2 separate regions of the Homo sapiens genome follow, and region 1 is linked to region 2. A link is an interaction called in ENCODE POLR2A ChIA-PET data of the cell type or tissue named here. Cell type or tissue: PC-9. All regions are shown on one strand.

Evidence for each region. Peaks named below come from ENCODE experiments on the same cell type or tissue, not always from the same donor. Only the 100,000 strongest peaks of a DNase experiment are listed, where the experiment ranks them.
Region 1: POLR2A ChIA-PET joins it to region 2 with 6 read pairs; 1 of 35 experiments calls an interaction of 5 or more read pairs at or near these places.

Annotation. Positions count from the first base shown.
Region 1 is chr3:47,959,028-47,964,027 of GRCh38, reverse strand. All of the region lies in intron 3 of MAP4 (microtubule associated protein 4), which reads left to right. It also overlaps the pseudogene VPS26BP1. Among named protein-coding and RNA genes, the nearest start is that of MAP4, 55 kb to the left of the region's middle. RefSeq lists a silencer at 1,974-2,083. In PC-9, no CTCF peak of the experiment used is centred here; a DNase peak (open chromatin) is centred at 2,047.
Region 2 is chr3:48,265,767-48,270,766 of GRCh38, reverse strand. It overlaps ZNF589 (zinc finger protein 589), which reads right to left. Exons shown (of 4, transcript NM_016089.3): 4 at 1-2,852. The coding sequence ends at 1,981. Among named protein-coding and RNA genes, the nearest start is that of ZNF589, 27 kb to the right of the region's middle. In PC-9, no CTCF peak of the experiment used is centred here; a DNase peak (open chromatin) is centred at 2,266.

The DNA.
Region 1 (5,000 bases), 310 kb after region 2:
GTTCCTTGAACAAGCCAGGTGGGCATCTGCCTTGAGCTCTGAGCACTAGCAGTTTTCTCTGCCTGGAATGTTCTTCCCTTTGATATATTCATGATTGACTCTTCACTTTCTCAATGAGTACTTCTCGACTATCTTTTTAAAAATTGCACCCCTTCTATTTTTTCGTCCCACTGTTCTACTTGAATTTTCTTCGTGGCTTTTGTCATGTCACTTTCTAATAATTTGTATAGTTTACTTATCTCATCTGCCTTTCCCCACCAGAAGAAGATATTATAGAAACAAATTTTATGAGAGGGACAGGGCTTTTGTTTTGGTCACTGCTGTGGCCCAGCACCTAGAACACTGTCTGGTGGATAGTAGATCCTCTGTAGCTATTGAATGAATAATCTTTAATATCTATTTGTTTCTGGCCTCACATGGGAAAAGAAACTTAAAAACAAGACCAGATACAATCGTAATAATTCTTGCCAGGTTATTGGTACGCATCTTTCTGGAAATATGTTATCTGTCATGAATTTGTTTAAATTTTGAGGAAGCTGTGGATAGAGCACCTACTAGCTTTGATTTCTTAGGCAAGTTGTTTGCCCTCTTTGAGGCTAAGATTCCTGCTGTGTAAAAGGAGAGCTCTATAAAAATAGTTGTTTGCCTGAAGTGACAGAAATTATTTTCAGTGCTTTGAAACCTCGTTGAAGGGGTTAATATTTAAATGTAAGATGATATTAGAATGATGATTAATGTCCACATAGAAAGTTCTTACAGTTCAACCCATTATATACTTTTGTTAAATCATTCTGTTTGACCATCAGCCCCTTTTCCTACTTAATTGGTTGTGTAACAGTATTTTAATCGGATGTAACTGGAGCATATTGGTCCATTGTGAAGCAGAAATGCTCTGTTTCTAGAGGACAAAACTGGAGGTGAAACTTCAAAAGTGAGCTCCAGGCAGACTGAAAGAAGAGTTTTTTTGTTTTGTTTCTTGTGAAAAAATTAACTTAGGACTCTCACTGCAAAAAACTGGCAAGCCTGGCCCTCCAGTGGGTTTTCAGCAATTTAAAATGAAATGAGAAGATGCAAAACTATGTCAACTGTAAACTTAAGTATTAACATTAGACTCCTTAGAGGTCTTCATTGAAGGATTTTGCTTTCTATTTAACAAATTAATATTTCTGGTCTTCAGTTTTTCTGTGTAAAACGAACAGGCATTCTGCTGTTTCTGCTGCTGCTGTTAGTGCTGAGCAACAGAGATACAGTATGTTCTGCGGTAGGTGATAGCTTTTTAGACATTTAGAGATTAACATTTGCCTTCTGATTTATTTTCTTTGGGTTAAACATCTTTCATTTTTTCTTCCACTCTTTCCTATTATGTAGATTTATGCTGTTTTTAATGGCCAATATTTGGATCAGAGTCTATTCAGGAGACAGAAGCTACACCATAAATTGAACAGAGAATTTACTATAGGGGTAAAGAGAACTCTAAAGAATACAGGAATGACAGATATAGGGAATAGTCACTACCCTTAGGGCTGGGGCAGAGTACACAAAGAAATAACAAATTTGGAAAAGTATGCGCCCCTCCCCCACCCTGCCCCCAAAGCTGATTGCATATCTTGGAGGAAGTCTCCATTTGGTAGTAAAGATGTTTGCTGAGTTGCTGCAGGTCAGGGTGATGTGGGGCAAACAAGCCCCCAGACTGGGGCTTAACCCAGGAGGGTTCTTGGCTTTGCCAGGAAAGAATTTAAGGGTGAGCCAGTAGTGAGAGAAAGAAACTTTTATTGAACCAGTGCTGCTTCTTGCTGAGCAGGGCTAACCCATAGGCAGTGTGCCCAGAATCGGTGTCTGTGAGCTGCTAGCTAGCTGTTTATATCTGTTATTAATTACATGCTAATTAAGAGGCAGGTTATTTAGAACTTTCTGGAAAAGGGGCTGGAAGTTTCTGGGAATCAGATAAGGTAACTTCTAGGCTGTTGCCATGGCATTTGTAAACTGCCATGGCACTGGTAGGAGTGTCTTTATGCTAATAAACCCTGAGGGCAACTCGAGGTTACTTTTGTCAGCATCTGCTGGTTTCAGCCAGATCTTGTTCCAATCAGCAGGGTGCGACAGGAAATTAAGTCCTGCTGGTCTTCTACCTCAAAGGTAGTTAAGCAGGAAGCTGTACTTGGGGGTGCTGCGGCATCACCAGCAAGCCTGTTTGAGGCACTGGTGGAACTTGCCTGGGAAGATGTCCATGAGAATGCCCACTAAAGCTTGTTGGGATGAGCACCATGGGGTGTTCTGCACACCAGCAGAGCACCATGGAAGTAAGAAGATGCAAAAGCACACTAGAACCAGGAAGAGAAACCCTTTCCTTCCATGCCCTCTACTAAGCTTAGTGTCATCATGCCCGCTCTCTAGGAAGAAATGTTTACATTATTACAGGCAGGGCAATGAAAGGTAGATTTGGAATTGAGAGGCAATATATTGATTACTTGCATAGCCTATTATTTTGGCTACTTAGCTTCCATATGCACTTTACACACATTTGAGCTCCCATATAACAATGAAACTCTTATGTTTCTACCTAACAAGATACAGCTATGTCAGAGGGTGAAACTCTCACCCTTGTTCTAAAATGAGGAATGAGGACATGCTCAGCCCCATAGTCATTGTATCCATTGCTGGCTATATTTTTGTTTGTTTGTTTGTTTTAATAGAATCAGGGTTTTGCTGTGTTGCCCAGGCTAGTCTCAAACTCCTGAGCTCAAGCAATCCTCCGGCCTCAGCCTCCCAATGTCCTGGGATTATAGGTGTGAGCCACTGTGCTTGGCCTGCTGGCTGTTTATCAGTCCTCAAATAGAAGTTCCAGCTTCAGAGGGCCAAGGTCATGTGATGGGAGCCAGGGGCTTGGAGTTCTGAGGGAAGAGGAGTGAAGTATTGGGGGATGTGGCAGTATCACTGACAGTGAGGTTTTTTGGAGGCTTTTTTGGTCTGATTTGTGAGATTGATATTGTCCTTAATGATAAGGAAACAAAGAAAATGGCAGAAGTGAAAACTGAAAATGGCGAAGTAGAAAAACACCATCTCCTCTATGATGGAGAATCTGTTTCAGGAAAGGTGAAAGAGTCTAGAAAGAGCTAGAGCACCACAACATTAGAATTGAATTTGTACGTCAAATTGAACTTTTCTATGATAAGAGTAATATTCAAGAGTTTGTAAACCTAGTGAAAGAACTAGCCTTACCTGGAGAGCTGACTCAGAAGTTGTCATTTGGAATTTATACATGTTGAAAAGTCATGAGAATCTTACATTGGTGCTAATGTCCTCTTGATGTATTGAAGTGTTAGTAGTAAGAAGACTGACAGACTTGGTAAAAAGAATGTGATCTTACTGTTCACCAACTTGCCAGCTATCCTGATGGAAGTGGGCATTGAAGATTGTCTACATATAGAATTTGAATATAATGAAGTATCATTTAAAGGATGTGACTGTTACAAAAATTTACCTCTTATAAGTAAGAATAAAAACACAACATATGGGGTTACAACTGATCAATAAGACTGTTGTTAGCAGGATATGACCTAACTCCAACAATGAAAGTTATGAACAAAAAAGTTTCAGTAAGGTACTTTTTGAATTTAGCGCCTGTTGATGAGGAAGACAGAGGGTACTTTAGGCAGCAGATCATTTAATGGAGAAAAGCTCCTGAAAAACTGAGGAAACAGAATAAACTTTTACCAGTGATTTGAACCTCCAGAATCACAAGCATCTGCTGAATAGCCTGAAATATACTGAATAAGATGAAAAAAGAAAAACAAAACTATAATCATTAAGTTAAACAGGTTAAAGATGGCTGCAGCATGTGGAGGGGCAAAATGGGCATAACTCTGCCCGGGCATGGTGGCTCACACCTGTAATCCCAGCACTTTGGGAGGCGAGGCAGGCGGATCACTTGAGATCCCAAGTTCAAGACCAGCCCGGCCAACATGATGAAACCCTGTCTCTACTAAAAATACAAAAAGTTAGCTGGGCATGGTGGTGAGTGCCTGTAATCCCAGTTACTTGGGAGGCTGAGGCAGGAGAATTGCTTGAACCCAGGAGGCAGAGGTTTCATTGAACCAAGATTGCACCACTGCACTCCAGCCTGGGCAACAGAACAAGACTTCATCTCAAAAAAAAATAAAAATGGCCAAAACTCCATTTATATTCATCTTCCTTTATCTTACAGCGCTACATTTATTTCATGATATAGCAAAATGTTCTTCATGTATATACATTTTTTTTTTTTTTTTTGAGATGGAGTCTCGCTCTGTCGCCCAGGGTGGAGTGCAGCGGCGCGATCTTGGCTCACTGCATGCTCCACCTCCCGGGTTCACGCCATGCTCCTGCCTCAGCCTCCTGAGTAGCTGGGACTACAGGCTCCCGCCACCACGTCCGGCTAATTTCTTTTTGTATTTTTAGTAGAGACGGGGTTTCACCGTGTTAGCCAGGATGGTCTCGATCTCCTGACCTTGTGATCTGCCCACCTCGGCCTCCCAAAGTGCTGGGATTACAGACGTGAGCCACTGCGCCCAGCCACATTTTTTTTTTTTTCCCTTGAAAATCGCTCTTTTGCCCAGGCTGGAGTGCAGTGGCACAATCTTGGCTCACTGCAACCACCGCCTCCCAGATTCAAGCGATTCTCCTGCCTCTCAGCCTCCCAAGTAGCTGGGACCACAGGTGTGTGCTACCACGCTCGGCTGATTTTTATATTTTTAGTAGAGACGGGGGTTCTCCAGGCTAGTCTCGAACTCCTGACCTCAGGTGATCCACCCGCTTGGCCTCCAAAAGTGCTGGGATTACAGGTGTGTGAGTTACCACACCCGGCCACCTTCATGTATATACATTTTTAAAAGTGCTTTCTTTGAAATGCTCAAATTTTCTTAAACTGCCTTTTTTTTTTTTACTGCACACTTTGATGACAAGCATTCAGATATGCGTCAGCATAAGCTTTAAAGATTTTCATGTGGCAGAAAACAAAGTTC
Region 2 (5,000 bases):
CCATTCCTTCTCTCTCTCCAAGTCCTTTTTCCTCTCTAGCATCAAAACCAAGCCTAAGTATTTTGAGGTTACATGAACATCTCTCCCCTTCTTTTCTGTGGCAGAGTCCCTTAGCAAATAGAGGCACTGGGGCCTGAGTGGATAGCTCTCCAAGGTACACTCATTGACACAGGGTATCAGGTAGGGCTAGCCCCAGCCCAAGGGAGTAAGGCAAACTGTCAGAACCTGGGCCATATGGGCCCTGGAGTGTGAGGAGAGACAAATGGCTAAAGGCCCTGGCACCATTCCTGGATGTAATTTAGCCACCCGAGCATGGCTAAAACACTGGGTACTGAGATTGGAGGATTTAAGAGGAGCTGTGTTTAAAATACCCTTAAACCTGGTATTGGAAGGCTGATGATGCAGCATTGCTAGATCCCTGTCATTGAAGGCCAAGGTGGCGTGGCTATGTTTAAGTCCTGAGTCTGAAGAACTTTTAGAGTGTGGTTAAAGAATCTTGGATTTGGGACTGGAGGGTTAGGAAGGGGACCTGGTAAAGGTGTCCCTCAGATTGTAGGGCTGGAGACTGAACTCTGAGTAAAATCTAAAGGTGGGGTAGGAGAGGAAACAGCAAAGGCTAGAGATGTAGAAAAAAATAAAGCAGGAGAGTGTCATGGAAGCTAATGGAAGAACACAGTTGCAGAAGGAAGTAGTCAGATGCAAAGACCATTCCTCCAAGGGGACCGTCACTTGACACCTCTGCTCTCAGAAGTTAGATCTCTGTCATCTTCACATCTAAAGGAATGTAAGGGGTCAAAAGACTGTCCCCAAAGCTCTTAGAACAAGAGTGGGGTGGGCGTACAGTGGATAGATTTGACTCCAAGTATCTCTTAAGGGGCCACTTCCAGCCAACACCTTACTCTCACTCCATGAAGGTTTCTCCCGAGTGTGTCCTCTGACACGTGACAAGTAATGATGTCCACGTACAGCTCTGTCCACATTACCTTACAAACAAGGCTTCTCCCTAAGCATTTCCGCTGGTGTGGCTGATGGCTGACTTGTTGCTAAAATCACATCCTCACTCCTTGCACCTCTAAAGCTTTTCCCCGAGTGTATCTTCTGGTGTATGATGAGCTGTGACTTTCTCCTAAAGCTTTGCCCACACTCCACGCATGCATAAGGCTTCTCCCCCGAGTGTATCCTCTGATGTAAGCTGAGAGTGGACTTGTGGCTAAAGTTTCGCCCACACTCGATGCATGCGTAAGGTTTCTCTCCTGTGTGTGTCCTCCAGTGTCTGTTGAGGAGTATCTTCCGGCCAAATCCCCGCCCACATTCCCCACACACATAAGGCTTCTCCCCTGAATGTGTCTGCTCGTGTGCGAGGAGAGTTGATTTATCACAAAAGCCTCGCCCACACTGGCTGCACACATAAGGTTTTTCCTTGGAGTGTGTACTCCGGTGGTAGTGGAGGGTTGACTGAGCTATAAAGCCTCGCCCACACTCTCCGCAGACATAAGGCTTTTCTCCTGTGTGTGTCCTCTGGTGTCTGATGAGCTGTGATTTCGTGATAAAGCCTTGCCCACACTCCGTGCATGCATAAGGCTTCTCCCCAGAGTGTATCCTCTGATGTACACTAAGAGCGGACTTGAGGCTAAAGTTTCGCCCACACTCAAAGCACGTGTAAGGCTTCTCTCCCGTGTGTGTCCTCCAGTGTCCATTGAGGACTATCCTCCGGCTAAATCCCCGCCCACATTCCCCACACACATAAGGCTTCTCCCCTGAGTGTGTTCTCCGATGTGATTTGAGCGACGACTTCTGGCTAAATCCATGCCCACACTCCTCACACACGTGAGGTTTCACCTCTGAATGTGTCCACTGGTGTAGGAGGAGAGTTGATTTAGCACGAAAGCCTCGCCCACACTCTCTGCAAACAAAAGGCTTCTCATCTGAATGTATCCTCTGGTGTGTGTTGAGACATGATCTCCTTACAAAGCCTCGGCCTCAATCTCTGCACACATAAGGCTTATCCCCCGTGTGAATTCTCTGGTGCTTAATGAGCTCTGACTTTTCACGAAAGCCTCGCCCACACACTGTGCACATAAACGATTTCTCCCTTGTGTGTGTCCTCTGATGTCTGATGAGGTATGGCTTGCAGCTAAAGCCTCGCCCACAATGGCTGCACACATAAGGTTTCTCCCCGGAGTGTGTACTCAGGTGGTTGCGGAGGACTGACTCAACTATAAAGCCTCGCCCACACTCTCCGCAGACATAAGGCTTTTCTCCTGTGTGTGTCCTCTGGTGTATGATGAGCTGTGACTTCCTGCTAAAGCCTCGCCCACACTCCCTGCACACCTGTGACTGCCTTTTGTCTGAAGATTTTTCTGCTGTGACTGCCTTCTGTCTGAACAGGTTTGACTTCTGGTTAAAAGCTAGTGCACACTCCCCAAACGTGACTGCTCCAAACCCTGGGGTTTCTGCCCTCTTGGAAATTCTGTCTACTTCCTCAGAGCTTGCATTCTGGGCTGGACTGAGCTGTATCTCTAATATTCTGTTGCCTCCCCAAGAGCTTATTGGTGGTCTCTGGAACAGGCTAGAGAAACCCACTAAAGCCCCCCTTTCATTTGTACTCCAAAACAAGGGTCTGACGCCTCCTTCCACTCGTTGATCTTCTGCTTCAGCCCCCCTGTGATTTTTATCAGAAGGATGTTGTGACTGTGGCTGATCCTCTGGGCAGGGATTTCCTGGGTGGAGTTGATTTCCTGCATGGAAACCTGGAATAGGATGATTGTGTAGCTCATCTTGGCTGAGGAACTGCTGACTGCCAAAGGCCAGAGGGCAAGAAGGGCAGGTATGGACTTCTGGCTTTGATTCTGCTGAAGAAAGAAAGTTTCCAGTCAGAAGAGTCATAGGAAGGGCTGACTGGGCTCTTGTTTTATGATAAGACCTGGCCCATTAATCATTCTCAATGATTAAAGTCTTTCTCCCCAAGATGTGCTGTGCAGGACCTATATTTTCATTCAACCTCTTCAAACTTTTGATTTGGAAATCATTTCAAATATACAGAAAAGTTGCAAGAATATGAATAATACAAAGGGCTGGGCACAGTGGCTCACGCCTGTAATCCCAGCACTTTGGGAGGCGGAGGCGGGCAGATCACGAGGTCAAGAGATTGAGACCATACTGCCCAACATGGTGAAACCCTGTCTCTACTAAAAATACAAAAATTAGCTGGGTGGAGTGACGGGCGCCTGTAGTCCCAGCTACTCGGGAGGCTGAGACAGGAGAATCACTTGAACCCGGGAGGCAGAGGTTGCAGTGAGCCAAGATCATGCCACTGTACTCCAGCCTGGCGACAGAGTGAGACTCCGTCTCAAAAAAAAAAAAAAATTCTTCTATTTATTAGTTAGGCAAGGGTCTTCAGTTAGGCTGATAAAGGGTCTGGCCTCCTGGATTACAAAAAGTTCATGGTTGTTTGTTATCTTCAGCTGGTTAGAAACAGTTGCAATTTAATTTTGATATTTCTTAGGAAAGTGCAGCTAAATGGTAACATTACTGTATTTGCCGACTTGTGGAAAACAGGGAAGAGCAGGTCTTGGATTGGAGGACCAAGAGCCAGCCTTCTTTAAGTCAGTTGTGCCTGTCTTCTCCACTGATGAATCCTCACTTCTGGTAGAACTTGGCATGTAATCTTCCTCTAGTAAATATCTACTTATGAGTGGGGAAACTCAAATGAAGGCTTCCTATGCACATTCTTCAATACTATTCTGTACTGCATTCTACATTGGGGGACATCGAGACTAAGTGACTCCTATCTCAATCCATCCTTTCTTCTCAAAGGAAAAGTCACAAAGAGCATTCCCGTATAGGTCATAAAGACTGTTCTCTCAGTGGAAACAAATGCTTATGGCATTATGTGATTATGGTAGAGGATAATTTTAGTATAATTGTAGATATTTACAACACTGAGGATGTCTGGATGCCTACTTGGAAGATTCTCTGTTGCGATAATATATAGAATAGATTCGGCTGTGGGTTTTTTTGGATTAAAGTAAAATATGTAATAAGTAAAAATGGAGTGCAGTGTATAATCTGAATCTAATCATGGGAAACAACAGGAACTTTTTTGTGACGGCGTTCACCATGTTGCCCAGGCTAGTCTTGAAGTCCTGAGCTCAGGCAATCTGCCCGCCTTGGTTGGCCTCCCAAAGTGCTGGGATTACAGGCGTGAGCCACGGCGCCCGGCCCTATTTGGCTTTAGTCACCCACTCCCACCACCACATTCTTCGATTCCTGATTCTAGGGCAGCACTCTATGATTCCAGGGCTTCATTTCTTCTGGATGGATGGGGGTCCTGGTTTCAGTAGCTCCTCTGGAGCAGCATAGCTTAGCTAGTCCTCATCCCTCTTCCTGTCCTGAGAGAGTTGGAGCAGTTGGGCTGGGTGTCTGGGAATCTGATGATCAGGATGTCTGGATGGCAGCTTTGCAAGCCTAGAGTAGTCAAAGCCTGGAACACTCCTGGCCCTAGATGTAGTTCAAAGGCCAAAGGTGGTTAGCTTTCCCAAGAGGTATTGCATCTATGTCAGGGGGCTTAATTCTCACTGGCTTCTTTTCTTCAAAGGCCTAGTCAAAGTAGCAAGGATCTCATTATTTATAGAACATAGACCTTTAAAAAGTTCAGAGTTATTTGTGGTGTATTTAGAGTATTTAGGAACACATATTTTGGCATCCTGAACCCTGTCTTGTCTTTTCTTACTTTATGACTGTGGACACAAAGTTACTAATCCTTCTAAACTTCAATTTCCCGATCTATGAAATAATACCAGCATTACATTTGGTCTTTATGTAAAGCCCTACAGAGCACAAAGCGCAATGCTGGGCCCATAGTGAGTGATATTTATTATGGGGTCTATTATTATTATTAAGGATAATAATAATAATAATAGAGCTTAGAATCCAAATTCAGGTAATAAAGACCATCAGAACTTAATACAAGTGAATAAATAAATAAAAATTTTGAGTTT